3 separate regions of the Homo sapiens genome follow, and regions 2 and 3 are each linked to region 1. A link is a loop called in an ENCODE intact Hi-C map of the cell type or tissue named here. Cell type or tissue: mammary epithelial cell. All regions are shown on one strand.

Evidence for each region. Peaks named below come from ENCODE experiments on the same cell type or tissue, not always from the same donor. Only the 100,000 strongest peaks of a DNase experiment are listed, where the experiment ranks them.
Region 2: a loop joins it to region 1, with 11 times the contacts of the local background. A loop is called at or near these places in 77 of 110 quality-filtered maps.
Region 3: a loop joins it to region 1, with 7 times the contacts of the local background. A loop is called at or near these places in 25 of 110 quality-filtered maps.

Annotation. Positions count from the first base shown.
Region 1 is chr15:99,283,398-99,291,397 of GRCh38, forward strand. It overlaps LRRC28 (leucine rich repeat containing 28), which reads left to right. Exons shown (of 10, transcript NM_144598.5): 4 at 3,860-3,897; 5 at 4,417-4,554. It also overlaps the pseudogene HNRNPA1P62. Among named protein-coding and RNA genes, the nearest start is that of LRRC28, 36 kb to the left of the region's middle. In mammary epithelial cell, a CTCF peak has its summit at 3,213; no DNase peak of the experiment used is centred here; H3K27ac peaks cover 286 bases.
Region 2 is chr15:99,751,994-99,759,993 of GRCh38, forward strand. No RefSeq gene overlaps it. Among named protein-coding and RNA genes, the nearest start is that of LYSMD4, 23 kb to the left of the region's middle. In mammary epithelial cell, a CTCF peak has its summit at 4,015 (motif pointing left); no DNase peak of the experiment used is centred here.
Region 3 is chr15:99,368,231-99,376,230 of GRCh38, forward strand. All of the region lies in intron 9 of LRRC28 (leucine rich repeat containing 28), which reads left to right. Among named protein-coding and RNA genes, the nearest start is that of LINC02244, 30 kb to the right of the region's middle. RefSeq lists an enhancer at 3,516-3,575. In mammary epithelial cell, a CTCF peak has its summit at 3,462; no DNase peak of the experiment used is centred here.

The DNA of each region.
Region 1 (8,000 bases):
GGTCAGGAGTTTGAGACCAGCTGGACCAACATGCTGAAACCCCATCTCTACTGAAAATACAAAAAAAAATTAGCCGGGTGTGGTGGTGCGCACCTGTAATCCCAGCTACTCAGGAGGCTGAGGCAGGAGAATCACTTGTACCCAGGAGGCAGAGGTTGCAGTGAGCAGAGATCGAGCCACGGCACTCTAGCCTGGACGACAGAGGGAGACTCCTTCTCAAAAAAAAAAAAAAAAAAAAGGAATTCCATGGTACATTTGTCAAAACTAAGAAACTGACTCTGGAATATTCCTATTAAGTAAACATCATATTTAACATTTAAAAAAAACTGCCAAGCCATTTTCCAAAATGAGTATACCCCAAAGTGACATTCCCCACCAACAATGAATGAGAGTTCCTGCATTATTTGAGAAGAGGAACATTTTATTTTAATAAGAACATTGAAACATCAACATTTCAACTACTCTGAAATTACCAAAATTAAGTAAAAGGAAGTGACTTAAATTTGAAAGTCCTAAGCCTGTGATTACAAATGACTCATAATAACTATAATAACAATAATAAGAGCATTCATTTAACTCTTACCAGGAGCCAAGCACTGTTCTAAGAGCTTTACATTTATTAATTCATTTAGTCCCTGCAACATCACAGATTAGGAGAGAGAGCAGTTCAGTGATTTCTCCATAGTCACATGGCTATTAAGGTGCAGGTAGTGTGGCTTCAGAGCCCGCTCTCTGATCCACTTTACCAGTAATGGTTCTTAATCGGTTGTACATCAGGATTATTTGAGTTGAGATGGTGTTTCACTTGCTGCAGGATGGTTTTGGGTACCAATAAGACCCCTGGTGATTCTAATGTGCAGTCAGGATTGGCAACACTCTGTTATCTTTTTTTAAAGATACATTTATTCAGCGTCATGATCACACTACTATATTTAGCAATCAACAGCATGAGTGCAAAAAAAAAAATCTACATTAAAACCCTTTGTTGGACTGCTTTACACTTTCCACAGAACAGAAACTAAAATAATACAGTTATTCACAAATACAGTCCTCGAGTTTTTTGCCCATATACATGAGTATTTGTCTAAACCATGTCTTCTTTGTAGCAGGTAGGCCCTGCCACCACTGTGCTTGGCTGAGTTCACAAAACTGTTGTAACCTGTAGCTTCCCTGTCACTTCTCTTGCTCTCCTTTCCTGCTAAGCTTTGTTTCCTGGCAGTAATTAAAATCTTCTGACACTGCCATAGCTGCTGCTGCTACTGGAACTGGCATAGCCACTTTGGTTTCATGGTTTGGCCAAGTATTGGACTCCACCCCCATAGGAGCCAGAGCTTCTGCCACCATTGTCCTCCCTTCATGGGTTCAAAATTTGAAGACTGACTATTGCAATTGTCAAAATCATTGTAGCTTCCACCACTTCCAGAATTGCTTCCATCATTACCAAATCCATTGTAGCCATCCCCACTGCCACCATATCTACCATCACCATGGCTGCCACCAAACCCATCATGACTGCTGAAGTTTCCTCCACGACCAAAGTTGTCATTCCCATCAAAACCACCTCCACGACCACCATCAAAATTTCCAGAATCACTTCAGCCTCTTTGGCTGGATGAAGCACTAGCCATCTCTTGGCTTTGATGGGGCTTTCCTGACTTCACAGTTGTGGCCATTCACATTATGGTATTTCTGAGTGACAGTCTTATCCACGAAGTCATGGTCATCAAAGGTTACAAAATCAAAGCCCCTTTTCTTGTCACTGCCTCAGTCAGTCATGATTTCAATCACTTCAATTTTTCCATACTGTTCAAAATAATCTTAGGTAATGTTCTTCAGTGTCTTCTTTAATGTCATCAACAAATATCTTTTTCACAGTTAAGTAGGCACCTGGTCTTTGAGAATCTTCTCTTGAGACAGCTGTCTTTAGTCCCACAACTCTTCTGTCCACCTTGTGTGGCTTTGCATTCATGGCTGCATCCACCTCCTCCGCAGTGGTATAGTGACAAACCCAAAGCCCCTGGCGTGCTTGGTGTTGGGATCTCCCATGACCACACAGTCCGTGAGCGTTCCCCATTGCTCAGAGTGACTCCTCAGGCTCTCATCGGTTGTTTCAAAGCTCAGGCCTCCAATGAAGAGCTTCCTCAGCTGTTCGGGCTCTTTAGGAGACTGACTTAGACTTGACGGCAGGGGGAGGAGAGACTTTAACGATGCTTCCTCAGCAGCATCCATGGGCAGCCACTGTGTACTATTTCATACAGCATCTTGATTATATGTAGATAATATTTTAAAGTCTGTTTGAAAAATTCTAATCATAATAGTGGGTACTTTAGTTCATATTTTGATTTGGACATTTTAACGTCTTTTTTATAGGTGGAACTTGAATTGAGGCAAGTATTTTGTTGAAAAAAATTTTTTTAATCAGTTCTCTATTTTGATTTAGGTATTCCTTCCTAAAATTAATGTTTAAAGAGTATTGATTTCATATACAGAAAGCAAGGAATGAAATGTATCATAGAGTAAATGGTGGGCTTATTTAAATTGTGTTATACCCAGCAGGTTAGTTAACCTTCTACAAAATTGATTTAATTCAACATAAAATAATCTTCATAAAATTATCAATTTTCTGTCTTATTTTGTGTTTATTGACATTTTAATATTCAATATTAGACTTTAAGAATGCAGAAGAAAACTTCTGAATTCTATTTAAAAGTACTTTATAAATTTTTTGTTTGTTTGTTTGTTTTTGTTTTTGAGACGGAGTCTCACTCTGTTGCCCAGGCTGGAGTGCAGTGGCACAATCGCGGCTCACTGCAACCTCCGCCTCCCAGGTTCAAGCAGTTCTCCTGCCTCAGTCTCCCAAGTAGCTGGGACTACAGATGCACGCCACCACGCCTGGCTAATTTTTTTGTATTTTAGTAGAGATGGGGTTTCACCTTGTTGCTCAGGCTGGTCGCGAACTCCTGAGGTCAGGCAATCCGCCCTCCTTGCCTCCCAAAGTGCTGGGATTACAGGCGTGAGCCACCGCGCCCGGCCATAAAGATTTATTTTTAAAGTACAATAAATAAAACCATAGGTTTTTACTAAAATCTTGTTCTCTTGTCTCTAAATCAATGATATAAATTTATTTTCTTAAATTATTGTTGTGTGATCTCCAGCATTCACTTGTTTTGCTCTGAATAGTTGGTTACTGATTGCAGGAAGTCTCCACCAGAGTGTGCTAAAGACACTGTAGTGGGAAAATTGTTACTTAGGCTTGTCTAGACTTCTCAGCCTCTGTGAAAAAGATTTTTTAAGAGAAGCATTTGATTTCTTGTTACAAAATTTCTTTTGCCATGAAATAAATTCTGTACCTCGACAGTTGAGTATTTCTACAGACACTGTAAATGATATTTAATCTGTTGTTGGTTCTCCGTATGCATGCTAGCTAGAAATATCTTTATTTTGTGAAGTTATTTTTTAGAAACGAAAAGTTCATCTTCCTTTACACAATAGGTGTTGATTTTTCTTCACACAGTAAGTATATTTTTTAAAGCCTGAATAAAATGAACTGGAAAAACTAGTAATTTGTGTTATGAAGTTAAAAAGACCTTATAGTTTATCCATTATGTATGCTTTTATTTTAAAATAACAACTAAATCAGTAAATAGATTTAATATTTGCAATTCTGGTACAAAATATTTTTCTCAAAGTATTATTAGTTAGCTGTGATAACCATTATTGTATGTTGATGCATTAGAGTAGGGTGCAAAAGTTGTGGCCTATTTATATTTGATAAATTTCTAAGTGAGCATTTTATAAACTGATTATCTGGCAAAAGTACTTAATGATAATGGCTGTTTTTTTTCTTTTTCCTTCCTAGATACCTGCACTCAAATAACATAGTTGTGGTTCCGGAAGGTATGTTTAACTTAAAAATTTTAGTTAGAAGATAATATAATTTAAGCTTTGCTTTATAAATAGATCAAATTTTATTTTTAAGACACCTTTAATTTTTTAGCTTCAAAACTTTTTTCTTCTAATAAGTCCAGTTAAGAACTATAATTAAATAAATCTAAAATGGTTATAATGGTTAGGTAAACTATTGTTGGATAAATTGCTATTAGGTAGATAATAAGTTGTAAATTTAATAAATCTAGTTAAGAATTCTGGTCAGATAAAAAAAGCCCTGTGTATCATTTCTTGATTTATTTTAGTCTTAATGTTTTTATTTGTGCTGTATTTTAAGTTATATTTTATCTTGAGCTGGAAGTATTTATCACTTTCATGAACTTAGTTTGATCTGTGTTTTTACTATTTTGTGAGCAACTGAGACAAGGAAATTAAGTAGTAAAATATTTTAACTTGGAATACTTGCTTTAAAGATTTGATGTAATACTTGAGTCAAATTCATTTTGCCTTCTCCTTTTCTCTTTGAAGCCATTGGGTCTCTTGTAAAACTCCAATGTCTGGATCTTAGTGACAATGCCTTAGAAATTGTTTGCCCAGAAATTGGTCGTCTGAGAGCTTTACGTCATCTTCGATTAGCTAATAACCAACTGCAATTCCTACCTCCAGGTAATCATAGTCTCTAGCACACTATAGTTTCTTGTCTATTATAAATCTGTATTCATATTTCTCACTCTATGTCTAGGCAATGAGCTGTAGATGTATTTATAAGTATTTGTCCATTTGTTTGAAGATGAAACTAAAGAATGGGTGAAATATTACTAAGAGTCTTTTTTGTGATGCAAATGTAAGAAGGTAGAATTTATATTTTAGATATAGCTACAATTACTACAATTGTGCATTGCATCCAATATCCCTTTGAATCACTGCTCTGGCAAAATATTTGTACAAAGAGTTACTTCAGTTCTGAATTTCACATAAGAGAATTTAGGTGAACTTTGCGTGATATAATCATTTTACTATCCAAAAGTCAAATGCATACAATGTTTTCTCTCTTACTCTCTAGTGAGGTAACTAATGTACATTAACTTTTTTTTTTTTTTTTTTTTTTTTTTTTTGAGATAGAGTCTTGCCCTGTCGTCAGGCTGGAGTGCAGTGGCACAATCTCAGCTCACTGTAATCTCTGCCTCCCAGGTTCAAGCGATTCTCCTGCCTCAGCCTCCTGAGTAGCTGAGATTACAGGCGCGTGCCACCACACCCAGCTAATTTTTGTATTTTTGGTAGAGATAGGGTTTCACCATGTTGCCCAGGGTGGTTTCAATCTCCTGACCTTGTGATCCACCTGCCTTGGCCTCCCAAAGTTCTGGGATTACAGGCATGAGCCACCGTGCCTGGTTGACTTTTTTTTTCTGTTTTTAACAGAGTCTCACTCTGTTGCCCAGGCTCTAGTGCAGTGGCGTGATCTCGGCTCACTGCAGCCTCCGCCTCCCGGGTTCAAGTGATTCCCATGCCTCAGCCTTCCAAGTAGCTTGGACTACAGGCACGTGAAGCCATGCCTGGCTAATTTTTGTATTTTTTGTAGAGACAGGGTTTTGCCATGTTGGCTAGGCTAGTCTCAAACTCCTGACGTCAAGTGATCCACCTGCCTCAGCCTCCCAAAGTGTTGGGATTATAGGTGTGAGCCACCATGCCTGACCTAGTATGTTAACTTTGATTTTAAAAGGAATCATACTAAAATTTAGTAGAACAATTTAAATTTGAGCCTTAGGATTTTCAGTTCTGCCTGATGAACATGTAAATAAATTATGAATGTGCCTTATAGATAGGCAGTACTAAAATCTTGCATTTTATTGAGAGCCACCATTAAACCCTTTGATTTCTTGGGAGGAGCATCCAGAGACCTTGCTTTGTGAATCCACGTATTAGCAAATTCCACTGTCATATATGGTTTCCTATATTAAAAAAAGATAGATAATTAAAAAATAAAAAACTTATGCTTCAGGTATTATATGAAAGTTACTGTGTATTCAAGAATGAGCAGAGAAAGATACAGATGTTAATTTGTCTGAGATTATTTTTACTCTTTTGAGTAAAACCAACTCGAGAACACCAACCAGCCTTTTAGTGTATCTAAGTGAAATATGTGACTCAAATAAAATTACAAATTACTACCTGTCATAGAACTTCAGGGTTGCAAGAGAATGTTAAAAATTATGCATGTTAAACCCATGAATGAAAAAATCTATGGTATTTCTTTGTTTTTTCAAGTACAGAAATGTCTAAATTAAAACATACTAATGGATTAATTTTTAGACTTTATGTTCTGGCCTTAATATATAGATTCAATACTGTGTATAAAAATGGCACCAGGCCGGGCGCGGTGGCTCACGCCTGTAATCCCAGCACTTTGGGAGGCCGAGGCGGGTGGATCATGAGGTCAGGAGATCGAGACCATCCTGGCTAACAAGGTGAAACCCCGTCTCTACTAAAAATACAAAAAATTAGCCGGGCGCGGTGGCGGGCGCCTGTAGTCCCAGCTACTCGGGAGGCTGAGGCAGGAGAATGGCGTGAACCCGGGAAGCGGAGCTTGCAGTGAGCCGAGATTGCGCCACTGCAGTCCGCAGTCCGGCCTGGGCGACAGAGCAAGACTCCGTCTCAAAAAAAAAAAAAAAAAAAAAAAATGGCACCAGTCAGGCTGGGCGCAGTGGATCACACCTGTAATCCCAGCACTTTGGGAGGCCGAGGTGGGTGGATCACCTGAGGTCAGGAGTTCGAGACCAGCCTGGCTAACATGGTGAAACCCCATCTCTGCTAAAAATACAAAAATTAGCCGGGTGTGGTGGCATTGTGCCTATAGTTTCAGCTACTTGGGAGGCTGAAACAGGAGAACTGCTTGAACCTGGGAGGCGGAGGTTGCAGTGAGCCGAGATTGCACCACTGCACTCCAGCCTGGGTGACAGAGTGAGACCCTGCCTCAAAAAAAAAAGAAAAAAAGAAAAAAATGGCACCAGTCAGCAGTGACTGTGTTTTAAAAAATATTTTTTTATTCTCATATAATGAATGTCTTATTTTTTCTAACTATAGTTAATATAAAAATTTTTGACACAATACAGGAATATGGTCTTTCCTTTATTGTATATCATCAGGCCAATGGTGTTTCATCATTCTAGCTTTCATCAAGTTTGTACATTCAGATACACAGAAAATGAGATACTCTTTTGAAGATTGCCTAGAAAATGTATCAGTAAAGATAATACTTTACATTTTCCTAACATTTTCCTATATGAAACTTACATAAGATATACAACCAAAATTCATGAATATAATGCTGTATTTATGAACTTTTTTTTACATACATTTAAAGAATATACAAAAAATACAATTCTGCCAGGCATGGTGGTTCACATCTGTAATCCCACCACTTTGGGAAGCTGAGGCGAGAGGATCAGGATCGCTTGAAGCCAGGAGTTCGAGACCAGCCAGGGCAACATAGTGAGGCTTTGTCTCTACTAAAATCCAACAATAAAAAAAAAAAATTAGCCGTGCATGGTGACACACACCTTAGTCCTAGCTGCTTGGGAGGCTGGGGCGGGAGAATCTCTTGAGCCCAGGATATCAAGGGCTGCAGTGAACTCTGATTGCAGTATTGCACTCCAGCCTGGACAGCGGAGTGAGACTCTGTCCCCAAACCCCCACAAAAAACAATTCTGTGATAAACCATTGTTCTGGGTGTTGTATTATTCTGTGTTTTCCTGTAATATAAAAACATGATGTGGTAGAATATAGTCATTGCCTTCCATTATATATTCTTAGAGGTTAAGGATGTACTTCTAATGTCATTGACTGCTTCTTAATAACCAGTGAAGGGTATATGTTTTGTGACTACTTTCACATAATTTATTTATATCTCACCTGTTACACAAGAAATTCGAGGCATATACTTGTGATTTTATTTTCCTAGGTTTGTTTCTATTTGTGTTTGGTTTTGCTTGTTTTGAGTAAAATTATATACCTTAATAGTTATACATTTTGGATAGGAACTTTTGATTGAGCCATGTATATAGGCTTTATTATTTCTTGCCACCATGAGTAGCACTTGACTGGGTCTTATGAAT
Region 2 (8,000 bases), 470 kb after region 1:
ATAAAGCTGGTGGAGGGAGGAAGACTGCTGTATTCTAGAAGTCTGGGGAGAGATGGCATCTTACTATATTGCCCAGGCTGGTCTTGAACTCTTGGGCTCAAGCCATCCTCCTGCCTTGGCCTCCCAAAGTGTCAGGATTACAGGCGTGAGTGATAAGTGGCATTTGAATAAAGTGTTAGGATTACAGGCGTTACCAATGAGTGACATTTGAACAAAGATGGTGGGAATTAGTGGAGTGAGGCACATAGATTTCTTGTGGAAGGAAGTCCCGGCAGAGGAAGAAGGGGCTGAGGCTGTGAGCAAGTGCCTGGCCTGCAGAATGGCAGGGCCAGGGAGGTGCTGTCGTGGGGTCAGATGGCCAGCAGTGGGAGGTTGCGTGTGTACATATGTATGTGACAGACACAGGCACACCAGGACCTTTTGGGTTTTTCTGTCTTGCTTTTCTCACCCAACAGCTCTGCATGTCAATTCCTCTGTCTCATTCATGTTACAGCCACCTAATTGTAGTGGATGCTGGGGTGTGCCACACAGATCACCCCCTTAGAGAAGGAACTTGTTCCCCCAGTGCCAAGAGGGGCTCGACACACCCCAGTCCTTCCCTTGGGATTTCCCTCGGCCCAGGAAGCTGCCTTGCCTGTGGTGACTGTCCCGCCTGAGGACAGCCTGGATTCAATGCCTGCTCAGTACAGGGCTACATAGACACAAAGGGGCTCCTTTTGCCTCAGTTAGGGACACTTGAAGGCCATTCCAGCTCCAACTCTGCCTGGGGCTGAGCCTTTGATGCAAATGTCTAAACCTGCCTCCCTTATCCCAAGAGCATTCCCCTGTAAATGTCTTGCCAGAAGTCTCTATCTGAAGCCTGTCACCAGGAACCTGCCCTAGGGCAGTGGGTGCCAGGGGGTGTCTCAGGAAGCTGAGTCCAAAGTAAGAGTTTGGAGCTGGATGCGCTGCTGCCCAGCAATGCAAAGCCACTTCCTGGCAGGAGGTGGAACACCTGTCACCTCTGTGGTGCCCCTGGGATGCAATGGGCAACTCTCATGGGTCTTGGCTCTGGCTGTCATAACAAAACACTAGAGACCTGTGGCTTAAACAACAGATCTTTATTTCTGACAGTTCCAAAGCCTGAGAGTCCAAGATCAAGGTGCTGGATGATCTGGTGTCTAGTGAAAGCAAGCTTCCTAGTGAAGGCTTGCAGATGGCTGCCTTCCTGCTGTGTCCTCACCTTATGGAGAGAAACCATCTCTTTTGTGTCTTTTCTGATAAGGACGCTAATCCCAGCATGAGGCTCCACCCTCGTGACCTAATCACCTCCCAAAGGCCCCACCGCCTAACACCATCCCACTGGGCGTTAGGCTTCAACATATGCACTTAGAGAGGACACAGACATTCTGTCCATAGCAGGTGGGGTATTGGTGGAAAGAAATTCAGCAGCTGGTGCAGTATTTCAGGATCTGGGGAGCTGCAGATAAACTCGTAATTATAAGGATCGTAGAATCAAATGGCTATTTCAGAGGGCAAATGATGCATTAAAAAAGACAAAAGGTGAGGGTGATTACTCAGCTATAGAAGGCTCAGTGTGGAAGCCCGAGGGCCTCCTTGACAGCGCAGGCAGAGAATCTCATTTCACGCAGCTGATGGGAAGAAAAAATGGAGAATCAGGCCCTAGACTTAGTTACAGGAGAAGCAGAGCTGCCGAGAAGGTTGAATGCTCTTGGTCAACCTTAGTAAGCTTCCACCCTGAGTCATGGGGTGGGGAGAACTGGGTTGATACACCTGGAAACCCTAAAACCTCAGAACCTCCTGAGCCTCTGGGCCTGCAGTGGGCTAGCACTGACCCCTTGCTTGAAGACAATTGCAGATGCTTCTGCCTTGTGATTCTGTATGCACCTCCCTCACTCCTGGGGATCTGCCTCCTTCTCCTTGGACCACCTGACTAGTAACTAGGGTCCAGACTCAACATACCTCAGCTGGGGGAGTGTGAAGCCAATTAATTGACCCTCACAGAGAGGAGGTGGACGCTGCTGGTAAACCGTGGGGCAGGGAACAATGCCTTTGGTCCCCAGGTTATCCACAGAGGTGTCATTTGCCACTTCCCTAGCAGAGGCAGGCCTGGGCAGGGCATGATGACCAGGGGCTCAGACCCCTTTGCCATCTGCCTAGTGGAGGAGTTATTGAGGCCAAGGGGGAAACCAGAATGGGCTATAGAGGAGGAAAACCATATGCATCCACTGGGGCCTCGTGACCAGTGGCAGCTGTGGGGATTGGAGTTTGTCCCACTGGACTTCCCCTGTGAGTTTCTCCAGGACCGGAGACCAACCAGAATCTTAAAGGAGCTGTTCTCAGATCAGGCAAACTGGCCACAGGAATCACGTGGACCCTATTAACGTGATGGGTGGACAGTAGTGGAAGCTGCAGTGCCCTACACAGATCCCCCCAGCTCTAGGATTGCTGGTCACTGTGGCTCATAGCTGAGTCTCTCTTTGGGAATCACTGCCTGCTGCAGGGGCCACTTCACTCAAGGTTAAGACTCATCCTGGGGGCATCCACAGCCAATGACTGGCTAATGTATACATCCCAATGCCTGGCTCTTGAGCTCCACTCAGGACCACTCTGAAAGCCTGCTCAGCTCCAGTTCTCCATGGGTTGGTAACGCCTGTCTCAGAGGAGTGATGCCCAAAGCAGTTCCCAATAACCTCACTAGTCTCAATCTTAGAGTCTGTTTCTAGTGGAATTGAACCAGAGATGCTATTATTCAGGGTATGAATGAAACATAATTCATCCAACCATTTCCCCATCAGCAGCATTCACTTTGTTTCCTATTTTTTCCAATGTAAACATTGCTATAGTTAGCATCCATGCAGATATAGCCTGCTGTATTAGCCCATTCTCGCATTGCTGTAACGAAATACCTGAGACTGGGTAATTTATAAAAAGAGGTTTAATTGGCTCATGGTCCTGCAGGCTGTACAGGAAGCGTAGTGGCTTCTGCTTTGGGGGAGGCTTGGGAAGCTTCCAAACATGGCGGAAGGCAAAGAGGGAGCAGGCGTCTTGCATGGCAGGGACAGGACCAAGAGTCGGGGTAGGGGGAGGTGCCAAATTTTTACTGACCACATCTCATGAGAACTCATTCACTATCAGGAGGCCAGTACCAAGGAGATGGTGCTATAGACATGTAGTATTTTAAACAAGAGAAGCTTTATTATGAAGAATTATTGGCCGGGCGCAGTGGCTCATGCCTGTAGTCCCAGCACTTTGGGAGTCGGAAGCAGGTGGATCACCTGAGGTCAGGGGTTCGAAATCATCCCGGCCAACATGGTGAAACCCCATCTCTACTAAAAATACAAAATTAGCCGGGCATGGTGGCACATGTCTGTAATCCCAGCTGCTTGGGAGGCTGAGGCAGGAGAATCACTTGAACCTGGGAGGTGGAGGTTGCACTGAGCCGAAAGCATGCCATTGCACTCCAGCCTGGGCAACAAAAGCAAAACTCTGTCTCGAAAAAAAAAAATTATTAAGCAATGAGAAGAACATAACTACAAGGTACAATGGAAAGCTAAAAGGTATCTTAGGCCTGAGGAAGAGTGATTTAGGAAAGACAAACTTGGATACCTCCCCAGGGCTTGGGTTCAGGCCTTGGAGGTTGGAGAAGGTGCGATTGCTGTTCACTGGATGACACAGAAGGTCGTTGGTTTGCCCAGACCAGATGTGATGCACATTCACTAGGCCAGCAAGAAGTCCCTCTTCAGGGGGCAGTTGGACTGCAACTGGGCAGGTGTACAGAAGGCATTGGTGTGCTGCTGATGACAACTGGAATATGCATGTCCACATTGGGAGGGCTCTAGGAAGGGGGTTGCTAGGCTGGACTGGGATGGCAAGGTTGCCGAGGGCGCACACATTTTAGCCACATGGTAGGAACTATCACCAGTTGTCTTCACACATGCTCTGCTGACCAAGGGTGCAGCCTCCGGAACCAGCAGAAGCCCTCTTCCTCCTGCAATGTCACTCTATCGCCCTCTACCGATAAATTTTAACAATGTAGTCACTGTTCCGGAGAAATGCTTAAAGGAATCCCATTCATTAGCACAGAGCAAATATTGAAGAATGAATTTAAAGCTGAGAGGCAAGAAATTGATAAATATAACAGAATCTAGGAAATCATATTGGAAAAAGATTGTATAATTGAAAGTCATCTGCCTTCTTGTCCCTGGAGTAGTACAATGAGGCAGTAAATGTTCAGCACTACTGTTTAAATTTTAATTCTGTCATAACTGGACTGCTAATAGCTAACAGTTTAGTGCCAGTTACCTTTAAAAATGGTTTATAGGCATGAACCTATCAAATGCTCACTATAAGCTTTTGAGTTAAATACCGTTATTATGCACACCTGAGGAAACTGACACATACATTTTATTTACCATAAATTCCCATCAGACCAATAGCAACAATCTTTAAAACCACCTGCTAGTGAAGGTTTGAGGGAGAGATAGTGGTCTACCTGGATTAATGTCATGATAGTTTTGATAAAATTCAACCTCTGTACACTTATAAAAAATCTCAAAACTTAAGCATTGGTCCAGGGAGCAGTTATTGGTAAAGTTAAATTCATCACATCAAAGCCAATTAATTTTTTATTTTTTATTTTGAAAAATGAAAAGTAACTTGAGAGATTATTTGTACTTTATCGTCTCAAAGAAGTCGATATCTAAAAATCTAATCTTTCTGTGATAGTTATAATAGGGAAGTACCATTTTGTTTTTTGTTCGTTTTGGGAAGAGCTACGGGAACAGAGAACTGCAATCCCCATAGTAGAATGGTTGAGTTTTTGTTGGTATTTTGCTAACAGATATTTCTTGCTTTCAGTTCTATACAGAATAATAAATCATGAAGCTAGACTTTTTGTGTCATATGGTGAGGTAATACATTGAGGAAGAACACCTTGGGAAAAAAGGTTAATGTAAAAAAGAATTCTTTTTTCATTGTCTTTTATTCCTAAAGGATTATTAGAGCTTCATTCTTAGCATTGATCAGGGTATAAAGAAACCCTAATGTCATTTTATTTTCAAAAAGAAACCCCTCTTTTTGCCTAATGAGCCCAACCATATCTAACAGAAATGCTTCTGTGACATCAGTGGGCCTTCCTTGTCAAGAGGCCAGGGTCACCACAGCAGTGTCCATCTTCCTTGCCGAAAATGGAACAAAGAACGCGAGAAAGAATGATGGTATTCAGCTGATGGAGAAAGGCCAAAATGTCCCAACAAAGGTGATACCATTAAAAAACGGACAACAATGCTTGAACACTCAGAAAACTTCCTGACAAAGAAGGTCCTTTGGGAAAATTGTCTCTTTTTAGCATAGTATTTTTGCTATGAAAATGAAGAGATGACAGCTCTATTATTTAATCAACTTGGCCCAGATATTTAATTCTGAAGAAAAATCAATATTATACAAAAACAAATGTATTTTCAAATATGCACATGCTTATTTTCAAATATCTCAATCAAAAAAATAAAAGTTTATCAATAATCTTATTTAACCTAGATGAAGTAGATTTATAGCCTGAGAAGATTTCACATGGCTTATTAAGAGCTTACTTTTTTTTCTTTTTTCTTTTTTTTTCTTTTCCAGACAGGGGTTCACTCTGTTGTCCAGGCTGGAGCGCAGAGTTGGGATCATGGCTCACTGCAGCCTTGACCTCCTGGGCTCAGGTGATCCTTCCACCTCAGCCTCCTGAGTAGCTGGGACCACAGGCACCACCAAACTCATTTAATTTTTCTAGTTTTTGTAGAGATGGGACCTCGTCATGTTGCCCAGGCTGGTCTTGAACTCCTGGTCTCAAGCAATCCACTCACCTTGGCCTCCCAAAGTGCTGGCAAGCTCACATTTTTGTAATAATAAAAGTAATTCTGATAAAGATGCCTTGAAATAATGGATGTTCCAAAATGAATTTGCCTTATTTGGATTTGGAATGCAGTTTCATATTTATATTTTAAATTTGGATTCATCTGGTTACTGGAATTAAATATACAATTAAAAGGATCACAAAGCGCACTGATACCAGAAAGGCACTTTAATAACACCAGGGTGCATGGCCTGCCTCCTCCTTTCACTTACTGCTTGTGTCATCCTGTTCAAGTCATTTAACCCCAAGTGGTAAGCCTCAATTTGCTCTCTTATGAAATGCACGAAGTCGCTGTCTCTCTATACTTCAGGATTACCGTGAGAATAGAACCGGAACCATGTATGTGGCAGCAGTTTATGAACTGTGAGATATTAGTCTAATCATTCTCAGAGTCCTCGCCTCGGCTGTTTGTATGCCCCTCCCAAGTTTTCAGGAATGGACAAAACTAGCCCCCTCTCAAATCATGTGTGCAACAACCGATTGCATATTTCCCCAAGGGAACATTTAGCGCTGGGGATGTCTCCGAAACTATGTTAGACATGAGAGTCAACAGAGATGGCAGTAAGTCTTGGTGAGAAGGGCCTGGAACTTAGAATCAAAAGAAGGAGGAGAGAAACATGGAGCAGTCACTCACCAGCTACGTGGCTTTGGGCAATTTGCTTATTGCGCAGAGCGTCGGTTTCCATATTGGTAAAATTAAGATGATATTTGAACTCAGCACTTCATGTGGCTGTCGTGAGGATCCACTCTAGCAATGCAGGTAAAGGTGCCATCACATAGATATCAATTATAAAAATAATATTAACAGGCATAATTGTAGTTAAATTTCAATTCAGACATACTTTCTTTTGAATGTCTGGTAGGTCTGCTGTGTTGGTTGTATGTGGGTTTTCCTCCATATCCACTTTTTTGGACTTAATCTCACCATTTTTTACATGTAAACATATCACAATATTAATAACATTAATTAATTGAAGGTTAATTATATAAACTAAGTGAAATAAATCTTTAACCAGAAATAAGAAAATTTATTTGTATTTGAGTTACAGAACAATATCTGCTAAAAGGTTTAAATTAAATAATCTTTACTTATATGTTACTAAAATGTTTTGGAGGAAGCAAACTAAATTCTGCATGGCCAGGGAAATTATTTAAAAACCCTTTTAGTAAACTGAAAATAAAAAATTATCTCAAATCATAATTGACTTGATCAGAATAATTTTTTAAATGTTAATCTAAATTTTTTAAAATGTTAATCACAGATCATGACCTGTGATGAATTTTTTCTTTTCAGTTTGGGAACTAATATCTTCAAATTGTACTTGAATTGACTTAGAAATTATAGAAAATGCACTGATATTAACTCTTGGGATTTCAAACATATTTTTAGGATTTTCATTTTTCCTTGCAATTTTACAGCTGACTCTGATTTTGCTCTTCTTTTATGATTTTCAAGTATTACCTACAGCAAGCATGTAAAAACATTGTCTTTCTTTAAGCACATATGGTGAAAATCATTCAAGCAGATGGCTGTATACAGTCATTAGTAATAGAGGATTGAGTGTCAGCTCAGTTACTGCTGAAATGGAGTCCAGTTTAATAGCTCAAATGAGGACAAGAATTAAATTGGAAATTGCAGACTGAAATATTCTGCATTTGATCATAAAGTGATTATAGGAAGGAAAGAACACAGTGTAACTGTCTATATTTTAAAAGGAGCCAGGCTCCTGATAGTTCTGTGCTATATCAGTTCATAATCAAAGTAAGCAATATAAATCCATTTTTAAAACACTAATGTGTCTTAGATTTTTTTTAAGGAAAAGGCCAATTTCTTGCAGGTGTACAGTGGCATTAAAATTCTATTTCCTGACGTTTATAATCCTGGTGCACTGGACTTGCAAAACAGAGTTTAGTTTTGCTTTGTTAGGGGAGAGGGTAATATTGTCTCTGTCCTGGTCCCTGTTCATTCTAGCCAGGTGTTCGGGTGTGTTTGATGACATCCTCTGCTGTTCCCAAGACCCACATTTAGTGGCTGCAATTTTATTTCTCACCATCAAGACTTCTAAGATGAGGCAAAGGTTGGGTTGCTCATGAGCTCCTC
Region 3 (8,000 bases), 85 kb after region 1:
TCAGGACATAATTCATCCTGGGGCAAAACTCTCCAGCTATGAACCTATGAAACCAGATAACAATTTATCTGCTTCTAGCATGTAATGTTGGGACAGGAATAGGATAGACATTCCTATTCCACAAGTGAGAATGCTAGAAGGAAAAAAAGGGGTCACAGGTCTCAAGTCTAAAATCTAGAAGGTGAAATTCCATTAGATTTTAAGGCTTAAGAATAATCCTCTTTGGCTCCACACTCTGTTCTCTGGGCCCAGTGGGGTGGCAATCACACCCCCTTAGTCCTGGATGAACCAAAGAGGTTGCCCTGCCCCTGGAATTGAGAAGGTTGCCCTACCCTTGGGCTTTTTCTTCTCTTTAAGTATAACATATGTTTGCATCTAGGTAGTTCTTTTGGCCATCCTGCCTAAAATCCCAGAAGTCTGACAGCATTTCTTCATCTCATCCCATTTCTGTCCTGTTCAGTACAAGCTAGCAGTATTTTTGCTGAAATAGTTGATGATCCAGAAGTCACATACCTAATCTGTTTGCAAACCATTGTCCAGCCACACTGTTGGTGTTCTCTTTCATGTTTTACAATATGAATAGGCTGAGAATTCTCCAAATCTTCAAGTTCTGGTTCCTTATGCTTAATAATAATGTGCTCAATTCATCTCTCTCCTCTTGTATTTTACTCACATCTATAAGCAGCAAGAAGAAACCAAGCTGTGCCTTCAACACTTTGCTTAGAAATCTCCTCAGCCAAATATCCAAGTTATCACTTACAAATTCTGCTTTCCATCCAACAGAACACAATTCACTCAAGTCCTTTGCTACTTTATAACAAGGATCACCTTTCTTCCAGTTTCCAATAATACATTCCTCATTTGCAGTCTGAGACCTCACCAGAAGCATCTTTAACATTTTTATTTCTAGCAACATTCTGTTCCTGACAATGTATTTTCTAAGACATTAGAAACTTTATAGCTCCTGCCTTTCTTTTGTGAGCCCTCACTAGATTCTTCTTTATTTCTCCCAATAATCTCTTTTCTATCACTCACCTCAAAATTCTTCCAGCCTCTATTCATTACTTCATGTCAAAGCCACTTCCACATTTTTAGGTATTTGTCACAGCAGCATCCCACTTCCTGATAGCAAAATTTCTCACATTGAAAGAGAGAGAATGACTGATTTTAAGAAATTGGCTCACACAATTGCAAAGGCTGGCGCGTTCAGAACTGGGGCAGACTGGCGGCCTGGACGTTGAGGTTAGAGTTGAAGTTGCAGTGTTGAGTCTGAATTCTGCGGGGCACCAGGCTGGAAACTTAGGCAGGGATTCTTTATTGCAGTCTTAGGGAGAATACCTTCTACTTTGTTGCTCTTAAGGCCTTCAACTAATTGGATGAGGCCCACCCACACTATGGAGGGTAATCTGCTCAACTCAGAGTGTACTGATTTAAATATTAATCATATCTTTAAAAAATGCCTTTACAGCAACAGCTAGGCTAGTATTTGACCAAACAAATGGGCTCCATAACCTAACCAAGTTGACACATAAAATTAACTAAAAGGTCTTACTTTAATCACCAGGGTATTTTGAGACAGGAACTGTAGGTAGGCCGGTAACCCAATGGTTCTTCCCATATTGCTGGGTTAAGCTTTAGCCATAACGGGTAGTACAGAGTGCATTCAGGCTTTATTGCTGTGTTATCTCTGCTTTTGTGTAATAAGCCATGGCGTGCAATGGAAGAACCAGTAGTCCTGGGGATAAAGAGATCTAGTTTGGAAGTTGAGCTATTTTACTTTTCTTAGTACTGTAAGATAGGTACTATCATTAAGTTGAATCATACAAGTCATATGCGTATGGTCCAACCTGTGATATCCCTTTTACAGGGCAAACAGGTACAGGAAGATTGCAAACTGGGCCAAGGTGTCATAGCAGAGCTGGGATTTGAACCCCAATAGTCTGGCTCCAAATCTGTGTTTTAGCCACTGTGCTGTTCAATTAGCTACTAAGTGGACCAGCATATTAGCATAGAGAAATCTCGAAATAAATAAACTTGTAAATAATGAGTTTAAATATACTTTCAACTCATAAACTCATAAATACAAAATTAAATATTCTCTAACATTATGAACAAGGTACTTTCGAAATATATGTGTATGTGTACGTATGTACATATACACACATGCACACGTGTGTGTGTGTATGGTTTGGGTGTTTGCACTAAAAAGTCCAGAAGGATGGAGCTCCAACTCTTTACTATGAGTATCTTGGGAAGGGGGGAATGTGGAGTTATGAGGTAGTCAGGTGGAAGGAGAACTTTCATTTTCAACTCCATATACTTGGGATATAATTTTACAAATCTACAAAACAATATTTGAAAAAAAATTATTTCTAGAGGCATTGAAAAAGCCCTTTGCCTAAAACTGTATACATATTAAAAAAGAAAAGGAAAGATTGTTATGGCAAATTTTTTTGTTCAATTACAAATGTTATTAAGCAAGTTACATAAAAGATTGCATAGTGTGATCCAGTCTTTGTCAAGCAATTATAGGTGTGAATATATGTGTATATCTATGTGCACATATATAGTAAATACATGCACATACACACATATTGAAACAATTGTGTATATATAGAAAAAGTCTTGGGAAGGACTCATACACCAAAGTAACAGTGGTTTCCTTTGAGTAGTGTTAAATTTTTGTAACAAACTGGTATTTGCTTTAGAAATTAAAAATATTTTTAATTATTAAAACATTAGTATGCCAAGTGCCTGTAATCCCAGCTACTGGGAGGCTGAGGCAGAATTGCTTGAACCTGGGAGACAGAGGTTGCAGTGAGCTGAGATCGCGCCACTGCACTCCAGGGTGGGTGACAGAGCAAGACTCTCTCAAAAACAAAAACAAAACATTAGTATGCCAATGGCTTCTTGTAAAAAAAATTTTCAGGTTACTTCCAAGTAACTCAAAAGACTCATCCTCTTGTTTATTAATTTATCCAGTTGGTTAGCAAACACACTTCGAACATCTACTGCCAGCCGGGTGCTGTGGTAGGTGAGGGCTCCATGGGCTTCAATCAGGCCACTTTCAAGCTCAGATTTACATAGCTTGGTTCTTTCAGGAATTCTTGGTCTTCTGGGCCGGAGTGATTCTATGAGAGTGCCACATGTCTGAGTGATTGTTGTGCCTTGAGGTAAAGACCTGTTTGTTAGAGGGCCTGCAAAACTGACTTGGTCTTACAGTTTCCTTTTGTCTTTCAAAACAACTAATACTCCCTTCTCCCACTCACTAGTAGTTTATTTTTAAAATAAGCTCTTTTATATAATTCTTATCTGGTTTCCTCACTTATGAAATGTTTCATATTTCCTTACCCTTGCTTTTTGTGGCTATTGCTTCTTTGAAGCCAAGTAATATCAGTCACACCAACATTATTTGCATACTCATTTTGGGGATTTTGTTTTTCCTTTTGGCAGAAGCCTATTCGTTGGCACCCTCTTAAGGTGACTTATGAAATTTCCCACAAGTGAAATAGTCTTCAAAAATTTAAGTAAATTGTTCTTAGCTGTTTCTTCCTCCTTACAACATTCAAAAATTATTTGTTGACCATCTGTCATGGGCTGTGCTCTGCAGTAGGTACTGAAAATTCTGCTTTGACCCCACCACCTAATTCTTTTCTCATACATATCTCATTCCTAATGTCTAGGGCAATGACACAATCAAGAAAGAAGTCTGCTTGACATTTCTGTTTCTGTTTCTGCACACAGAATCTTCCCATGAGAGACAGTCACTACTAACATAAATGCAACAAGCAGATACAATATGTTATTAGATGATTCTTGAGTAAGTTAATATGTACACAAGCTCAGGATTTTAACTTTGTCTTATAAATACTATTTTTTCTTTTGGCTTGACTTCCTGTACGAGTCAAATATATGCTTTGTGTTTTTAATCAGGAAACATATTTGCAGAAAAAATCGCACATTTCTTATGATTTTTGTGGGCTCCAATATGTGCCAACAGCATTGTGATTCGTTCTTTTAAGGAATAGTGGTATTTCTGTATTTTAAAACCAAGCTGAAATGCTCTTTCTTCTGCCTTGCCTGTAAATATGCTCAAAGATTCTAAAGCAACAAATGTCATGTCTGATGTTCTTTGTAGAATTTATCAGCATCTTTTTCTTAACTGTAGAGCTTATTGCTTAGCTCAAAGTGTTTCCCCAGACCTCTGATGTCTCTGGTGCCACAGTTCTGGATTTTAAAGGACTTAACCAACATGAATCCATTCTTAAGGCAGCAGATTGGTTGGTGTACTTGTAATAACTCAGATTATTAATACAACAAGCAGATACAATATGTTATTAGATGAGTCTCCCAAAAGCAAATAAGTACACAGCCTTGGGATTTATTTGTTGCACAAATATGAAACCTCCAGGTTACTCCACCCCCGTGAGCTTCATAAGTAGTTAATGATGATCCAAAGGACATTATCCTTTAATGAGTGTAAATCCCGTATCTTCATGGAATTGAATGCTTTTGCTTGGGAGCTGTTTTAGTCCGTTCTTATGCTGCTGTGCAGAAATACCCAAGACTGGGTAATTCATAAAGGAAAGAGGTTTAATTGACTCACAGTTCCACATGGCTGAGGAGGCCTCAGGAAACTTAACAATCATGGCTCGAGGGGAAGCAAACATGTCCTTCACATGGCAGCAGGAGAGAGAACTGCTGAGCAAAGAGGGAAACGACCCTTATAAAACCATCAGATCTCATGAGAACTCACTCACTATCACGCAAACAGGAGCATGGGGGTAACCACCCCCCCATGATTTAATCACCTCCCACCGGGTCCTTCCCACGACACATGGGGATTATGGGAATTACAATTCAAGATGATATTTGGGTGGGGACGCAGCTAAACCATATGAGGAGCTTTATTTTTAAAAACTAAATGGCTGTGGTATGAAATGTATCCCTTGTATGAATGATTTGCATTTAACATAATTATCTTTTGCTCCTTGTGTTAAGTTTCATCAGCGAATCCCCCAAAATGCACTTTTTATGTCTGTGGTTCTTTTCAATTGTGATTTATTCAAATGTATACATCCTGGTGTAGCATAAAAATTATTGGAACTAGGGTTCTAACCAACTTCATTTTTTAAAAAAAATTATTTTTAAAATTTTTTTCATTTCTAATTTTTGTGGGTACATAGTAGATATATATATTTATGGGGTACTTGAGATGTTTGATACAGGCATGCAATGCATAATAATCACATCATGAAAATCACATTCCCTCAAGCATTTATTCTTTGTATTACTAACAATGCAATTATACAATTTTAGTTACTTTAAAATGCACAATTACTGACTGTAGTCACCCTGTTGTGCTATCAAATACTAGGTCTTATTCATTCTTTCTGATTACTTTTTGTACCCATTAACCGTTACCCAGCCAACTTTAATTTTTTAAAATTAGAGGTAATGCAAAAGTATCTAATAACTCAAAATTTACAGAATTTCCTGAGTTAAGAAAAAAATTCAAAAGTGATGCTTGCCTTTTCGCTTTCCTAAAGATGTCATTTGAAAACAAGTCTTCTGTTTTGATAAAGTTAAATTAATCCATTTCAATTTTATAGTAATGCTTTTTGTGTTCTAAGAAATCTTTACCTACCCCCAAGGTCATGAAGCCTATATAAATCTCTGTTAATATAATTGTATTATAATTCTCTGTTCCATTCACTTGATCTGTGTCTATCTCTTAGTCAATAGCAAACTGTCTTAATTACTATAGTTTAGATTATGGTAGGCCTTAATATCAGGTTGAGTGATACTTCTACTTTGCTTTTCCCTTTCAGGATTTTTTTAGCTATTCTAGGCCCTACACTTTTCCACTGATTTTTAGAATAAATTTATCTTTGTCTCCAAAAAGCCTTGTTGAGATTTTCATAAGAATTGCTTTAACTTTATAGATTAATTTGGAAACGGTTGACATATATGCTATGTTGAGTTTTCTAATGTATGAACATGATGCGTCTCTCCATTTATTTAGGTCTTTTACTTCTTTCGTCAGCATCTTAAATAATTTTCAGCATATAAATCATTAAACGTTTTCCTAAGTTTATATCAAAATATTTCACTTTTTTGTGTGCTTGTAAATGATACTGTGTTTTAAAATTTCAATTTCCATGTGTTCATTGTTAGCATCTGGGAATGTTACTGATTTTCATATTTCGACTGTATATCTTACAGCCTTGCTGAACTGGCATATTAGTTCTAGGAGTATTTTTTGTAGATGCCTTGGGATTTTCTGCATAGAAAATCATGTCATGCTGTCTGCTAAGGAATAGTTTTATTTCTTCCCTTCCAATCTGTATGCCTTTATTTCTTTTTCTTGCCTTATAGCAGTGGTTAGGACTTTGAGTACTATGCTGACTAAGGTTGTGAAAATAGACATCCTTGCCTTGTTCCAATCTCTTTTTTTTTTTTGAGATGGAGTCTTACTCTGTCGCCCAGGCTGGAGTGCAGTGGCATGATCTCGGCTCACTCTGCCTCCTGGGTTCACACCATTCTCCTGCCTCAGCCTCCCAAGTAGCTGGGACTACAGGCGCCCACCACCACGCCTGGCTAAATTTTTTTTTTTTTAGTAGAGACAGGGTTTTACTGTATTAGTCAAGATGATCTCGATCTCCTGACCTCGTGATCTGCTCACCTCAGCCTCCCAAAGTGCTGGGATTACAGGCATGAGCCACCGCACCCAGCTGCCTTGTTCCCAGTCTTAAAGGGAAAACACTCAGTGTTTCACTGTTAAGTATAATGTGTTAACTATAATAATACATATAATGTGTTAAGTGTAATATAATTTTAATCTGTTAAGTATAATGTGTTAACCCTACTGATAAGCAGGGGTTTTTGGTATGTTCTCTTTATTAAATTAAGGAAGATTTCCTCTCTATGTAGTTTGCTGAGAGTTTTAATCAAGGAAAAGTGTTCTATTTTGTTAAATGCTGCTTCTGAGTCCATTGATATGATCATATGGTTTTTCTTTTGCCTGTTGATATGGTGGGTGATACTGATTATCAAATATTGAACTAGCCTCACACTCCTGGAATAACTCCCACTTGATCATGATGTGTAATTCTTTTTGTACATTTCTTTAATTTGTTAATACTTTGTTGAAGATTTTAAAATCTTTGTTCATGAAAGATACTGGTCTGTAATTTTCTGTTTTTGTATTATCCTTGTCTGGTTCTGGATTCAGGATAATAATGGCCTTATTAAATGAGTTAGGAAGTGTTCTTCTTCTTCTGCTTTTTCCTGAAGAAATTGTGTAAAACTTTTCAAAAATTTATCTTTTTACTCTTTGTTAGAATTCTCCAGTGAAACTATCTGGGCAGGGAAGTTTGTATTCTTTTTTAAATTATAAATTCAATTTATTTAATGGTTGTAGGACTATTCAGGTTGTCTATTTCATCTCAGTTGAGTTTTGGTAGTTTGTAGTTTTCTAGACACTGGTCTGTTTCTTTGAAGTTGTCAGATTTATTAGTATAAAGTTGTCCCTGGTATTCCTATACATCTTTTTAATGGCTGTAGGATCTGTGGTGATATCACCTCCTTCATTTTTAATATTAATTCGTGTGTTCTCTCTTTTTGTCAGTCTTGGTCAAGATTTATCAGTTTTATTGTTATTCATAATCCTAGTGATTGATTTCATTGGTTTCTCCTCTTTATTATTTACTATTCTTCTGCTTGCTTTGGGCTTATTTTGTCCTTTTTTTAGGTTTTTAAAAGCTAAAAGAGGACATTTATAGCACTAAGTACTTACACTAGAAAAGAGGAAAAGTCTCAAATCAATAATCTAGGCTTCTTTGTAATGTAAGCATTTAGTACTATAAATTTCCCTCAGCACTACTGTCTCTAGCTATGTACCAAAATCTTTGATTTTTGAATCGTATTTTCATCTTCTTTCAGTTTGTGTATGTTTTAAGTTCCTTTGAGATTTCCTTTTTGACCTATGGAAGTGTGGT